2 separate regions of the Homo sapiens genome follow, and region 1 is linked to region 2. Evidence: chromatin loops called from intact Hi-C (ENCODE). Cell type or tissue: PC-3. All regions are shown on one strand.

What was found. Peaks named below come from ENCODE experiments on the same cell type or tissue, not always from the same donor. Only the 100,000 strongest peaks of a DNase experiment are listed, where the experiment ranks them.
Region 1: it touches region 2 in a loop (19-fold over the local background); 8 of 110 quality-filtered maps call a loop at or near these places.

The regions. Positions count from the first base shown.
Region 1 is chr2:175,959,434-175,967,433 of GRCh38, reverse strand. LNPK (lunapark, ER junction formation factor) reads left to right here. Exons shown (of 13, transcript NM_030650.3): 7 at 2,845-2,928; 8 at 3,011-3,062. Among named protein-coding and RNA genes, the nearest start is that of LNPK, 39 kb to the left of the region's middle. In PC-3, a CTCF peak has its summit at 3,033 (motif pointing left); no DNase peak of the experiment used is centred here.
Region 2 is chr2:176,081,405-176,089,404 of GRCh38, reverse strand. EVX2 (even-skipped homeobox 2) reads left to right here and starts at 5,443. Exons shown (of 3, transcript NM_001080458.2): 1 at 5,443-6,055; 2 at 6,956-7,227. The coding sequence starts at 5,629. It also overlaps a transcript of HOXD13 not described here. RefSeq lists enhancers at 2,794-3,618, 6,069-6,684. In PC-3, CTCF peaks have their summits at 712, 911 and 3,006; no DNase peak of the experiment used is centred here; H3K4me3 peaks cover 1,931 bases; H3K27me3 peaks cover 3,092 bases.

The sequences.
Region 1 (8,000 bases), 120 kb after region 2:
TCAAAACTTAAAAAGTTTTTTTCACATTTATTTTGTGCTAGTGTGCCCTTTTAATGTTTTCTATGATGTAATGGCTGTATCCAGTAGAAATAATTTTTACATGTTATAGAAATATAACTCATCACAATGTTGACTCTTAATAGAATCATGTATTTATTATTCTATCTTTTAAAATAAAAAAGCCCCTAAAACCTTTAGTACAACCGTATTACAGAAAAATGATTCATTCTTTAACACTAACGATAGCTGATGAGCTCAAAAATAAAAAATTGCAAAAAAATGTTATAATGTTTTAAAGTTTACGAATTTGTTTTGGGCTGCATTCAAAGCTATCTTGGGCCACATGTGGCTGGTGGCTAAGGGTTGGACAAGCTTGAATGAGAGAATTCTCAAGAATTCTAGTTTCTTGTTCCTGAATCTTGAGGTTAATATGTTGAGTTTTTGGAAATAGTTTGTTTCAGGCCCATTCTGAGTAATTGAGATGTCTCTGAAAATTATGTTAATATTTTAGGCACTGTTGTGGACTCTTTCTCCTACATTATATTTTTTTAAATTGCACAGTAGTGCTATGAAGAAAGTATTAAAATATCTATGCAGAGGAGAAACTGAGGCTGACAAAGTGCTAACAATCTTCTAAGAATAGAAATGTGCGTTGAACCCAGATCTTTTCTCACTTTGAAGTTTCAAATTCATGTTCTTTGCACTGAACAGTGTATTTAAAACATATTATTACTTAAATGTTGTATGGATGTGTGTTAATTAAGCTATTATATGAAAATATTTTGTTAGAAGTAAATGCAAAAAATGGGAAATAGATTTGTATCTTTTAGTACTTAAAAACTGATTTTATTTAAGATAAATAAAAACATAGATACACTTGAATACTTGCTGAATAATCTACCAGGAATGCAATCATTCGATAAAGTAGCATTTTGGTTTGGAGTTTTGTGTGTTGTTTTAAAGATCACAGTTTAATCTTTTTAAACCTAGTAGTAGTTTTAGTCTAGAGTTATCTGTCCAAATCAGTATGACTGTTTACATTTACATTATTTAAAATGAAATAAAACTACAGCTGGGCGCAGTGGCTCACACCTGTAATCCCAGCACTTTGGGAGGCTGAGGTATGTGGATCACTTGAGGCCAAGAGTTCGAGACCAGCCTGGCCAACATGGCGAAACCTCGTCTCTACTAAAAATACAAAAACTAGCCGGGTGTGGTGGCGCGCATCTGTAATCCTAGCTACTTGGGAGCCTGAGGCAGAGAATCGCTTGAACCTGGGAGGTGGAGGCTGCAGTGAGCCGAAACCACTCACTCCAGCCTGGGTGACAGAGTGAGACTCCATCTAAAACAAAACAAAATGAAACAAAACAAAAGTACAAATTCAGTTCCCCAGTTGCACAAGCAACATTTTAAGTGCTCATTTATCACATAGGGCTTAGTGGCTACTATTACGCTGACATAGACCATTTTCATCATTACATAAAGTTTTACTGCACAACACTGCTAAAAAATCAAAAGTCTAATGTGTAGAGATCAGGGATTTGCTTCTTTGATATTCCATGTAGATTATGTTGATTTGGGGATGTATTTTATTATGCCCTCTTTCTACCTCTGTTCCTAGTTTTTTTTTTTCTAACTCTAAAGTGATACTATAAACATCTCCTTTACATCAGAAAAGTCAACTTGTTTATTTTGAGAATTTATAATAATTTTGAAATAGGAAAATATTTTAGTTTCATTAAACCAAGGCAAGGCTAATAAATCATTCATCTAAGTACCTACCTCTTAAATGTCGAATTGAGTGTTTAATGAGGAATCTGTTAACTGCTATTGTGGCAGCATATTTTTAACTCAGTAAATGTGCTTTGGGTTGCATTTTAAAATAAATGTCCTTTGGAATGAATATGACATTTAATGAATCTTAGTGGTTATCAGTGGTCACTGAGAAAGAAAAGGTTCTTTTCCAATTTTTGCAAAAGCACTTTATCCTACATATTAGGTAATTTGTCATTACTATGACTGTCTTGTACTAAAGTTCAACTTTTTCTGATGTTGAACTAGCCGTAACTGCTAGTGATACTTTACTAGTGATTATATTTTAAGTTAAACCCATGTATTAAGTTATAAAGTGACTTGAGTGCATGGTAAATAAAACGTTACAATAATGAAGTGATTTAATTATAGTCCCTAGTGTGAACATAGAACTCAGTAAAATTTTTGCTTAAATTCTGTGCTCAGTTTTTTCCTCTAAAGTTGTTTGAGTCTAAGTAAAAAAGAGGTGAGGGTTATCTTTTAAAGTCATTTGAGCAAATTCCATGGCTGTTCTCCCAGTTAGTGAGTTTTCACTGCATTTGCAGCAAGCTAATTGCTTCTGCTAATAAATAATCTAAAATCGATGCTGACAGCAGTTAATTGGCACAGAGATTTTATTTTGTAAAGCTCTTGGCTAACGACCTTCTTTAAATTAATAGCATTAAGTGCTATGAGGAAATAAATCTGAGGAATTGCCTGTCATTTGCTTGTCATGTCTAATAACTTCCAATAATGATGGCTGATAGATTTTTGCACATTCCATTATTGAAGTTGGTGCATGTAATTATTCTCCTCATTATATGTAAACAATTAGCAATATTTGGTATTTCCTTGCAGTAAAACTGTTAAGTACAAGTAACATATTAGAGGTTAGAAGCCATTTTAAAATCTGGATTTTAATTATTCGAATGTAGGAAGTCTTTCATTCTATTTGGATATATTAAGGATATTTAAACCTTTTTGAATAGGACTTATACAAATAAGTAGTGTGTGTTTTGAAGTGTGACAATTTATGGAAATTTTTGTTCGTAGCTTGAAGAAGTCATGGAAAAAGAAACTTACAAGACGGCTAAATTAATTCTTGAAAGGTTTGATCCGGACTCAAAGAAAGCAAAGGTAAGACTGTGATATCACTACTATTTTATTATAAATTACACATTGTAATAGGTCACTGTAATAACATTATTATAATTGACAGGAGTGTGAGCCGCCATCTGCTGGAGCAGCTGTAACTGCAAGACCTGGACAAGGTAAATAACTTAGTAGAAACTGCTGCTGCTGTTGGAAAGATCCATAATTACCCAAGTGAGTTCAAAAGTGTGTTGGAGGTGTGCAAAAACTTATGTAGAATGCTTCTGTGTAAATTTATATTTGGTAATTTGGGATATGACTTAGGGTGGATGGCAATAATTTTATTTCATTTTGATTTTATGGGAATATGTTAAGTTAGGATGTCAAATATGTATTGAGATTAAATATATCATTGGTTTTAATCTTTTAAAATTTAAATAATTTCATCAATATTTTGTAAATATTTCCCACTTTCAAATAATAGTCTCTTGGAATATCTGTTATTATGAAAATCCTTACATTTTTATGTTTTATTTTTGAAAAATGTTATGATTTCTGTGAAATTTTGTTTTTTCTAAAATAACACTTTAGAATAAAATAATTTAGAAATAAGAAAAATGAAAATTGAATTATCGCTGTGTAATGTTAACTATTTTTGAGCTTGTATTACCATATTATTAATGAAGTCATTACTATTACATCATTAAATGTTATATAAAATTTTAACCGTCATTATATTAAGTGGTTACATAAAATATTCCCCAGACTGGCATGGGAAAAGATATTCTGAGTTTGCAATGACTTTTGTCTTTGTTCTTTTCTTTTTTTTTAATTAATTAATTTATTTATTATATTTTAAGTTTTAGGGTACATGTACACAATGTGCAAGTTAGTTACATATGTATATATGTGCCATGTTGGTGCACTGCACCCACTAACTTGTCATCTAGCATTAGGTATATCTCCCAATGCTATCCCTCCCCCGCCACCACCCCACAACAGTCCCCAGAGTGTGATGTTCCTCTTCCTGTATCCATGTGTTCTCATTGTTCAATTCCCATCTATGAGTGAGAATATGCAGTGTTTGGTTTTTTGTTCTTGTGATAGTTTACTGAGAATGATGATTTCCAATTTCATCCATGTCCCTACAAAGGACATGAACTCATCATTTTTTATGGCTGCATAGTATTCCATGGTGTATATGTGCCACATTTTCTTAATCCAGTCAATCATTGTTGGGCATTTGGGTTGGTTCCAAGTCTTTGCTATTGTGAATAATGCCGCAATAAACATACATCTGCATGTGTCTTTATAGCAGCATGATTTATAGTCCTTTGGGTATATACCCAGTAATGGGATGGCTGGGTCAAATGGTATTTCTAGTTCTAGATCCCTGAGGAATCGCCACACTGACTTCCACAAGGGTTGAACTAGTTTACAGTCCCACCAACAGTGTAAAAGTGTTCCTATTTCTCCACATCCTCTCCAGCACCTGTTGTTTCCTGACTTTTTAATGATTGCCATTCTAACTGGTGTGAGATGGTATCTCATTGTGGTTTTGATTTGCATTTCTCTGATGGCCAGTGATGATGAGCATTTTTTCATGTGTTTTTTGGCTGCATAAATGTCTTCTTTTGAGAAGTGTCTGTTCATGTCCTTCGCCCACTTTTTGATGGGGTTGTTTGTTTTTTTCTTGTAAATTTGTTTGAGTTCATTGTAGATTCTGGATATTAGCCCTTTGTCAGATGGGTAGATTGCAAAAATTTTCTCCCATTCTGTAGATTGCGTGTTCAGTCTGATGGTAGTTTCTTCTGCTGTGCAGAAGCTCTTTAGTTTAATTAGATCCCATTTGTCTATTGTGGCTTTTGTTGCCATTGCTTTTAGTGTTTTAGACATGAAGTCCTTGCCCATGCCTGTGTCCTGAATGGTATTGCCTAGGTTTTCTTCTAGGTTTTTTATGGTTTTAGGTCTAACATTTAAGTCTTTAATACATCTTGAATTAATTTTTGTATAAGGTGTAAGGAAGGGATGCAGTTTCAGCTTTCTGCATATGGCTAGCCAGTTTTCCCAGCACCATTTATTAAACAGGGAATCTTTTCCCCATTTCTTGTTTTTGTCAGGTTTGTCAAAGATCAGATGGTTGTAGATGTGTGGTGTTATTTCTGAGGCCTCTGTTCTGTTCCATTGGTCTATATATCTGTTGTGGTACGAGTACCATGCTGTTTTGGTTACTGTAGCCTTGTAGTATAGTTTGAAGTCAGGAAGTGTGATGCCTCCAGCTTTGTTCTTTTTGCTTAGGATTGTCTTGGCAATGCAGGCTCTTTTTTGGTTCCATATGAACTTTAAAATAGTTTTTTCCAATTCTGCGAAGAAAGTCACTGGTAGCTTGATGGGGATGGCATTGAATCTATAAATTACCTTAGGCAGTATGTCCATTTTCACGATATTGATTCTTCCTATCCATGAGCATGGAATGTTCTTCTATTTGTTTGTGTCCTCTTTTATTTCGTTGAGTAGTGGTTTGTAGTTCTCCTTGAAGAGGTCATTCACATCTCTTGTAAGTTGGATTCCTAGGTATTTTATTCTCTTTGAAGCAATTGTGAATGGGAGTTCACTCATGATTTGGTTCTCTGTTTGTCTGTTAATGGTGTATAAGAATGCTTGTGATTTTTGCACATTGATTTTGTATCCTGAGACTTTGCTGAAATTGCTTATCAGCTTAGGGAGATTTTGGGCTGAGATGATGGGGTTTTCTAAATACACAAGCATGTCATCTGCAAAAAGGGACAATTTGACTTCCTCTTTTCCTAATTGAATACCCTTTATTTCTTTTTCCTGCCTGATTGCCTTGGCCAGAACTTCCAACCCTATGTTGAATAGGAGTGGTGAGAGAGGGCATCCCTGCCTTGTGCCAGTTTTCAAAGGGAATGCTTCCAGTTTTTGCCCATTCAATATGATATTTGCTGTAGGTTTGTCATAAATAGCTCTTATTATTTTGAGACACGTCCCATCAATACCTAGTTTATTGAGAGTTTTTAGCATGAAGGGCTGTTGAATTTTGTCGAAGGCCTTTTCTGCATCTATTGAGATAATCATGTGGTTTTTGTCTTTGGTTCTGTTTGTGTGATGGATTACATTTATTGATTTGCATATGTTGAACCAGCCTTGCATCCCAGGGATGAAGCCAACTTGATCATCATGCATAAGCTTTTTGATGTGCTGCTGGATTCAGTTCACCAGTATTTTATTCAGGATTTTCGCATCGATGTTCATCAGGGATATTGGTCTAAACTTCTTTTTGTTGTGTCTCTGCCAGGCTTTGGTATCAGGCTGATGCTGGCCTCATAAAATGAGTTAGGGAGGATTCCCTCCTTTTGTATTGTTTGGAATAGTTTCAGAAGGAATGGTGCCAGCTTCTCTTTGTACCTCTGGTAGAATTCAGCTGTGAATTCATTTGGTCCTGTAATTTTTTTGGTTGGTAGGCTATTATTGCCTCAATTTCAGAGCCTGTTATTAGTCTATTCAGGGATTCAGTTTCTTCCTGGTTTAGTCTTGGGAGGGTGTATGTGTCCAGGAATTTATCCATTTCTTCTAGATTTTCTAGTTTATTTGCATAGAGGTGTCTATAGTATTCTCTTATGGTAGTTTGTATTTCTGTGGGATCAGTGGTGATATCCCCTTTATCATTTTTTATTGTGTCTATTTGATTCTTCTCTCTTTTCTTCTTTACTAGTCTTGCTAGTGGTCTATCTATTTTGCTGGTCTTTTCAAAAACCAGCTCCTGGAGTCATTGATTTTTTGAAGGGTTTTTTTGTGTCTCTATCTCCTTCAGTTCTGCTCTGATCTTAGTTATTTCTAGCCTTCTGCTAGCTTTTGAATGTGTTTGCTCTTGCTTCTCTAGTTCTTTTAATTGTGTTGTTAGCGTGTCGATTTTAGATCTTCCCTGCTTTCTCTTGTGGGCATTTAGTGCTATAAATTTCCCTCTACACGCTGCTTTAAATGTGTCCCAGAGATTCTGATATGTTGTGTCTTTGTTCTTATTGATTTCAAAGAACATCTTTATTTCTGCCTTCATTTTGTTATTTACCTAGTAGTCATTCAGGAGCAGGTTGTTCAGTTTCCATGTAGTTGTGTGGTTTTGAGTGAGATTCTTAATCCTGAGTTCTAATTTGATTGCACCCTGGTCTGAGAGACAGTTTGTTGTGATTTCTGTTCTTTTACATTTGCTGAGGAGTGCTTTATTTCCAACTATGTGATCAATTTTGGAGTAAGTGCGATGTGATGCTGAGAAGAATGTATATTCTGTTGATTTGGGGTGGAGAGTTCTGTAGATCCCTATTAAGGCAGCTTGGTGCAGAGCTGAGTTCAAGTCGTGGATATCCTTGTTAACCTTCTGTCTCGTTGATCTGTCTAATATTGACAGTGGGGTGTTAAAGTCTCCCATTATTGTGTGGGAGTGTAAGTCTCTTTGTAGGTTGCTAAGGACTTACCTTATGAATCTGGGTGCTCCTGTGTTGGGTGCATATATATTTAGGATAGTTAGCTCTTCTTGTTGAATTGACTCCTTTACCATTATGTAATGGCCTTCTTTGTCTCTTTTGATCTTTGTTGGTTTAAAGTCTGTTTTCTCACAGACTAGAATTGTAACCCCTGCTTTTTTTTTTGTTTTCCATTTGCTTGGTAGATCTTCCTCCATCCCTTTATTTTGAGCCTATATGTGTCTCTGCACATGAGATGGGTTTCCTGAATACAGCACACTGATGGGTCTTGACTCTATCCAGTTTGCCAGTCTGTGTCTTTTAATTGGGGCATTTAGCCCATTTACATTTAAGGTTAATATTGTTATATGTGAATTTGATCCTGTCGTTATGATGTTAGCTGGTTATTTTGCTTGTTAGTTGACGCAGTTTCTTCCAAACATCAATAGTCTTTACAATTTGGCATGTTTTTGCAGTGGCTGGTACCGTTAGTTCCTTTCCATGTTTAGTGCTTCCTTCAGGAGCTCTTGTAAGGCAGGCCTGGTGGTGACAAAGTCTCTCAGCATTTGCTTGTCTGTAAAGGATATTATTTCTCCTTCACTTATGAAGCTTAGTTTGGCTGGATATGAAATTCTGGGT
Region 2 (8,000 bases):
ACTTGTAAGAAGCCAAATATTTGGTGTAGAAATAGAGTCTTAATTCCAAAGTAAAATCTTAAGTCTAGCAGAAGTGGCTGGACAGTGTTCTTAACCAAATCTGTGTTCTGCCAACTTTGGAGCTAATTTTCCCTCTCCAGGCAACACCCAGTTTTACTCAGCCTGGAGATATCAAAAGAAACAACAACAACAACAACAACAACAAACCAAACCTATTGTGAAAAAAGGGGACCCTAGCAACAGCTAGACAGTGGAAGCCACATTTGAGTACTTTCTACCTTTGAGACATATTCCGTTTGGGTTTCACAACACGATTAGGCTTTATCAAATGAAAATCGTTTGCAGCAACAACAGTTCCAAACCCCCTCCAAATCAGAAACATTATTTGGTGGAACCAGGTTTGCCTCATGCAGGACAGCGGGCCCTTCTTTGGGATGGAGAGAACTTCTCCAGCCTTGGAAAAAATTAAACACAGTGAGGATTCTTTCCTTTGAAGAGAAGCACTAATCTCACTGTGAAAGGGACGCAGGAGGGTGGGGCAGGAGCCAGAGGCCCAGAGTAACTTGTTGCCTTTTTTTGGAAAATAAAAGCTGGGACCCTAATTTGCTGAAGTTTTATCCGACATTTCAAGGTGAGGGGTTGTCCTTGGAATACACTTCCCTAGCAAAACTACTGGGAAGTCCAGTAAATTCTCACTCTGTCGGTAGCTTGAGATAAAAGAAAATGTCTGTCTACCTACCTATCTCCATTCCGCAGAGTCCATTGTCTCTATGGGGAATCCACATTGTCCTTACCGGCAGGGCAAAGGGATGAAGGTGAGGAAAGTGCCCAAGCACGAAGGGGGGAGCCGAAAGGGAGGCGGAGGGGCAGTGTTCGGCTCCACTTCCCGGCCCGGCGGCGCGCAGTTCCCCACGCCTGGCGCTAGATGTCCCTGCAAGTTTTCCCGTGGCGTCTGAGGGCACAGGAACTCGAGGCAGGCGATGGGTCTGCGTAGACCGAGCCCAGGAAGAAAGTATCCCCCAACTCCCGCACCACGACCTTCCTCCGTGGGGCGCGGGATTGCGACGGGAGTGGGAGGAGGAAAGACAGAAGCAACCGGAGAGACCCGGAAGGGACAGAGAGCTAGAAGCTGGCCTGCCGAGGGCTCGAAATCTGAGTCTTCCCTTATGCAGCGAAACCTGCACCCGTGGAAACCGCACTTCGCCTGAAGACAGGGAGCCCGAGGCTCGAAGCCCAGGCTTTCGCGGTCCTACTGTCCCACTGCACCCTGCAGCCCCAGCTCTCGAGCAAGCATGCGTCCCAAGGCGGGACCGCAAGTTGTCGGCCCCAATTGCCCGCAGCCCCCCGCGTAAGAGGAGAGCCAGGCTCCGGCAGCGGCAGACGCGGGGCTTCGCTGCAGCTACGGCTTTACCGGCGCCCCTCCCCTCGGGCAGCCCGGACAGATTTTTATTACCTGCAGTCATAGGCCAAAAGTGTTTACCACTTCACCTCAGAGGACCCGCTGCTGCTCAAGAAACAAATATTTAGTCTGGAAACCTAACCAAAAAATTAGGCCTCTTCAAAGTCATTACTCCTTTAGAACAAAAAGGGCTTTTCAGTCCATGCGAAGGAAGTCCTTCCTGTACTCCCCACCCCATCTTAAAAATTTCTGCCAAAGCATGCGGGCTTGGGTTGGATTCTTGACTTGTTTTATCTAGTGGGTTCTGTACCTTGGTAGTGGGTAAGAGGCCTTGACGGTCACAGAGGCTGCATCAAACCACCCGGAACATTTGACAGGCCTGTTCCCAGCCTTGGCCTTCACATTCTGGGAGACGTGCAAGTTTGGGTATTTCATCAAAAAGCATCAACAGGGAGGGGCGCAGTGGCTCACGCCTATAATCCCAGCACTTTGGAAGGTCGAGACAGGCGGATCACCTGAGGTAGGAGTTCGAGACCAGCCCGGCCAACTTGGTGAAATCCTGTCTCTACTAAAACTACAAAAATTAGCCGGGCGTGGTGGCGTATGCCTGTAATCCCAGCTGCTCAGGAGGCTGAGGCAGGAAAATCGCTTGAACCCGGGAGGCGGAGGTTGCGGTGAGCTGAGATCTTGCCATTGCACTCCAGCCTGGGCAACGGTGTGAGACTCTGTCTCAAAAACAAACAGACAAACAAACAAACAAAACAAACAAAAACCACCACCAACAACAACTACAACAAAATACACACACAAATCAACAGAACTGCACTCTTCTTACTACCCTCTATATAGGTTCAATGTTTTTGAGGTAGGCCTGTATTTACATAAGGCATATGCAAAATGAGAGAATTAACCTAAAAAATGCTGCCCAAGGCTTTAAACAACACTTTTGACTTTATCATCGGAGATAAGTTTAAATCACAAGTCCCTGAACCCCTCTGGCTCATAATCTCTGGAAAAGGGATAATAGTTTAAATCTCACAGAGTTACTGTGAACCTTAGCTGAGATAACATGTAAAAAGCACTTGGAATTGCAAAGTAAGAGTTTTGTATAAGTTAGCCAATATTACTACTAGTGGGCGTGGAATCTCTAAATAAATTAAGGGACATTAAATATTGGAATGGAATGGTCACTGTACCTCATGAAACATTATTGCCTGCTACACCCAGTTTAGTGGAAACATTATAGGTGTCTTTTACTGTGAGTAGTTTCGCTGACATGTCTCTGACATGTTTTTTGTAATAAACGTGCTAGAAATGCACTATCAGTGTCATTTAAAAGGTGCAAAAATAGTTTTCAAAGCCACTAATGAATGAAGGTGCTGCTGAGAAATAGTGTTTTCCCTTTCGACAGACTGAGGTCCGGTTTGGCGCAGCCTTTGGGACCAGAGGCGTCGGGTCCCAGAGGAAGGGAAGATGTGGGAGAGCCTCGGGCTGAGTGATAGAGGAAGGGGTCGTCAGTCCTCACCTTAGTCCCCAGTGACTGCGTCTCCGACTTGAAAACCAACTCACAGCAGCCGAAACCGCGAGGAAAACAGATGGGGGCGCCAAACGACAGCAATAAAGGCATCCACGGATTTCCACCCAAGCAGTGCCTCGGTTCACCCACACTCCCGCCAGGGTCTCGCACCACTTCCCACCCCCACCACCCCAGCACGACCCGAGCCTGAACCAAGGTGTCCCATTCAGTCCCTGGAGCAAGCGAGGACTGGGTAGGGGGACCCTTCCTGGGTCACAGGAGCAGCGACTGCCAGGCATGGCAGAATTGGGCATCCGGGCTGCGGAGCAGGGAGGGAGCAGGTGGGGGCGTTGGCAGGGCTGGACTCCCACCGCGCTGATGGCCCCAAAGCCGGCGCAATGAGAACTCAGGGAGCTCGGAGCTGGGTGGCCAATGGGGCAGGGGCAGAGGTGGACGCTGGGTCAAGTCCCAGTCCCGGTGCGCTGGATGCCCACTCTGCGTTCCCCGCCGGTTCCCCGTTCCCCCAGGCACCGCCTGCCTATCGAGCTTTCCGTTTATTACCTTAAAGATGTGGAATTGATTTTCTAAGCAAAGCTCGCGTTGTTGAAATAAGTTGGCGCCGAGGGGAACAGAAGATAAACTTTTGGCATTGACTATATGTGTGTATATATGTATATAAATATACTTCACACCTCGCTTCCCCTTACATTCCTGATGCGCCCCCAACGGGTCTAAGGTTAAAAGGAAAGCGCCAAGAGCTATAGGCGAATAGATCTCGAGCTTGCCCCCTAACACACCCCAATGTTCTGGGTGTGTCGGCAGAAAGAAGAGGGGGCCCTGGTTGGGGTTCGGATTGAGGCTAAATGTGGGGATGCAGGACCCGCGCCCAGCGCCCAGATTGTCAGGGTCTCTCAGCCGCTTCAGAAGCTCACGGGCGGACCTCCGCGTCCCATCCCCGTCCTCCCTCGCCTCCGCCTGTGTCCGCGAATCTCTCTCCGGCTGGGCCGTTGGCGGGTGGGCACAGTGCTTGGAGGGTCAGGGAAGGGTGGGCGCAACCGCGGGAGATGAGGAGCGGCCTGGAGTGAAGATTGATCTTCGTTAAAATGGTTGCCACCGGCGTCATTATGACTATCAAAGTTGTCGCCAAGAGGCTCAGCCTCCAAGCCCAGGCCGCAGAGAGCTGCTGTAAGGCTGTTCGGCGACTCTCTGCGCCCGGACCCAACGCTGGGAATACCTGTGGCCGCAGGTAAGGGGCTGGGGTTGATGAGGGGAGGAAAGAGAGAAGGAAGAAAAGCAAAGGGGAAGGGAGGGCAGCGGGGAGGTAGGGGAAGAAGGCTGTCTCCTCTTTCCTCTTTTGACCTCGAAATCCAGCGCCTTTGCCGCAAATAATTCTATTTGAGGAGGGAGGGGAAAATCTGGCAACGTGAGCGTGGATTCGGAGCGCCCGTATGGCGCTGTAAATCTCCACTGTGTTTAAAGTTAGCTGTCGAATTCTGCTATCAAATCGTCCAGCCTAGTTCGTTTCCCCTCAGGAAAATGCGTAGGCGAGAAGGCTTTCTATCAGCAGGATTATAAAAGTAAAAAACCGGGGACTTCGAGTTCAGATCTCACTCTGCAGACGGTGTTAGAAAATCAGAGAGGACCTAATGATTTCCGTTTGGAGGCGCGGGCCCAATGCACCTCCGCGGCCACGTAGCAAGAAAGCGCTTTCAAAACTCTAGGATATTTCTATTTCTCTCTCTCTCTCTCTCTCTCTTTCTCTCACTCCGTCTCCCTCTCCCTTTCTCCCTCTCTCCCTCTCTCCCTCTCTTCCGCTCTCTCTCTCTCCCGGGGTGGGAGGAGAGCATTTAGGCTGAGGTGAAGAAATAGGGAGGGAAAGAACTCCGGCGTCCTATTTGTTAAATAAAATACATATTTGGTTCCGAAATCCGAAAGATAAGTAATCCAGATAGGAGAGGCGCAAGGTCTTCTCCTTACGCAACTCTTCCTGCATCCTCCCCCTTATCTCCCCCCACTTATGCCCCCAGCTTGTAAATGGTAAAAAAAAAAAAAAAAAAAAAAAAAAAAACCAAACCTTCCCGAGGACCTACTCTGGAAAGTCAAACCATTATCTATTATTTAATACGTATCTGTGTCCAAGGAAAAATGAAGAAGGCGCTGCATGATTAGGACCTAAGGGGCAACCTAGCAAACTGAGAGCGTAATGATGCCCCTAAATGAAGGGGGAAATGTGCCGCGGCGCGCTCTATTAATCAGACTGTCAATTTCACCCCCGAGGCCAAACCCCCGGGCGAGCAGAACTGGCTCGGAGCGGGCAAAGGACCGGAGCCTTCCTCCTCACTTGTCTCTTCTCGCCTCCTACCTGGATCTATTTGTCTGCTCTGAAGCTGCCTTCATTACCCACTGACAGGAGGGTGTATTTATTTGCTTATAAACCTGTTACAATAAATGATTATTCGAACAGCGTCATTCGTACCTTAATGACGAGCGGGCGCTACTTTTTGATGAATGACATCTCGGGATCGGAAGGATGTATGGGTCATTTTGACCAGTCATTCCCTCGCTCTGGCATCCCACAATTTTTCCGCCTCCCTCCGAAAGCGATAATAATATTTAGAGGCGTTCGCTGGGGCTGAATGAGAATTAGCCCTAGGCGCAGCCTATCATTAGGACGGGACAGCAGGGCCACTGTGACATTTTTAAGAAAGCTGAGATGATGGAAAGAATAAGAAAAGAGATGATTCTGATGGAGAGAGGGCTGCACAGCCCTACGGCGGGCAAGAGATTCTCCAATTTGTCCAACTCGGCTGGCAATGCTGTGCTCGAGGCCCTGGAAAATTCGCAGCACCCGGCTCGCCTAAGCCCGCGCCTGCCGTCTGCCCCCCTGCACAGCGCTCTGGGAGAACTCCCCGCCAAGGGCAAATTCGAAATAGACACTTTGTTCAACCTGCAGCACACGGGCAGCGAAAGCACCGTCTCCTCCGAAATCTCCTCCGCCGCCGAGAGCCGCAAGAAGCCGGGCCATTATTCAGAGGCGGCCGCTGAGGCCGACATGAGCAGCGACGTGGAGGTGGGCTGCTCCGCGCTTCGCTCCCCCGGGGGCCTCGGCGCCGCTCAGCTTAAGGAAAACAATGGCAAAGGTAACCGCGCCGGCCGCACCGCGCTCTCCAGTCCCATCCTCTTTGCTCCTCCGCGGCCCCCGCCAGCCTTTCCCGGTGCCTTTTCCCCTCTCAGACCCTCCACAGGCAAGCTACACCGAGCTAGCACGGGCGGGGGCGGGACGCATGTCTGGGACCGTGCCTTCCAGTTCTGCTCCTTGAGCTTTCCCGCCAGGCTCAGGCCTGCGGAGCCTGGAACACCAGGCCCACCCGCCCTCGCTCCTGAGTCCGAGAAAATGTTTCTGCGCTCGTGTCTAAGAGCCCGAGCGAGCCGGTAGACCCCTAGTCAGCAGCCGAGTTGCTTTTGGGAAAGGTACCCTGGGCAACTACTCTGAACTCCCCTGCCCCTGTGCCCTCAGGGCTGGAGGGGGCATTCTTCTGGGTAAGTCGGAGGAAGCCTCGCCGGCGTCTCTGTTTAGGTCAGCGGGAGAAAGAGTTGAAAAGTATATTTCACCCCCTATTGGCTTGGGTTTGAGCTACTGCTGTGTTGGAACTCTTAAAATATTTGAAACCCCGAAGACTCAGATAAAGGTTAGAGGCCGTATAAAAAGCTGCCCTGCGGTCTCCAGACCATGGGAAACCCAGAGCTTCCCAAACTGCGCCCAGAGGTAGGCATTTTCCCTCGGCCACTTTTCCTCCTTGGTTGAAAATTTCTAATTATTAAAAAAGAAATCTCCTAATTCCGTTTCTATTATTTGCTTATGAAGGGCTCCCCAAACTTTATTGATTCCATTAACGGCAGCAATTTGTAAGCATGACAGACCCCATCAATTCCGGCAGCGACTCTCCTTCCTGACGGGGCTTCCCCGATCCGCGCGCAGCGCCAGCGCCGGGCTGTTGGTCCTACAGCCACTCATGCGCTGTTGGTCGTTTGTTTGCCAGGGTACGCAGAGAGCGGCTCGGCTGCCGGCACCACGACGTCGGCGTCGGGCTCAGGCCTCGGAAGCCTGCATGGAGGCAGCGGAGGCAGCGGCGGGAGCGCGGCGCTGGGTGGCTCCGGCTCTGGCGCGGATCAAGTGCGGCGCTACCGTACGGCGTTCACCCGCGAGCAGATCGCGCGCCTGGAGAAGGAGTTCTACCGGGAGAACTATGTGTCGCGGCCCCGCCGGTGCGAGCTGGCCGCGGCACTCAACCTGCCCGAAACCACCATCAAGGTATCAATTCCAGTGCATGCCTGCTCTGGCCTCCCCGGGGGCATCTGGGTTGATTGTTTCTTTTTCCCCTTTCCCCTTTCTGGGTGGCTAGATTTAGCTAAGGGTCTGGAAATCCGCGGGGGGTAGTCACCAAAGGAATTGGCTTATTTATTTCCCGGCCACCGAATCCGAACGGTTGTCCGGCCTGACGGATCTAAGAAGGCCCCCGAATGGTGACTCCAATGCTGAAAGCACTCGCCCCTGCTCCATTGTGCCCAACGCCTGGCCAGATGCCCCCTCGCCCATACCCACGGCCCCACTTTCCCCTAGGCGGCAAGCCCAGTTGGTCTTTGTTCCTCAAGCAGGAACCAGAGGTGAAACTTTTCATTTGCTCTTGAGCTTGGAGATTTATTTTCCGCATAAATCGTTACACGGAGAAAAGGATACTGTATCTTTAAAATCGATTGGTTTGAGACAGTAGTTTCCTGAACATTTTCCTCTTGGGCAACGAAAAAAGGGCAACCTCCTGCGGGGAAAAATGCAACGAAATTGTCCTTATTTATATATAACTTTAGGTTATTAATTTTATTATACGTCTGGGAGAGATAGCCGGGAGGTTAGGCGATTTGGTGAGCCCTTCATGGAGCGTTCGACACTGCAGAAAAAAGAAAAAATCTCCACGGGGTAGGGGAGGAGTGTGGAAGTCTCCCTCTGGTTTGATCGGGCTTTCTTTAATTTAGAGTTGTGACGAATGATGTCTTTATTAGATAGTGTTGGGAGGGGTGGAAACGTCC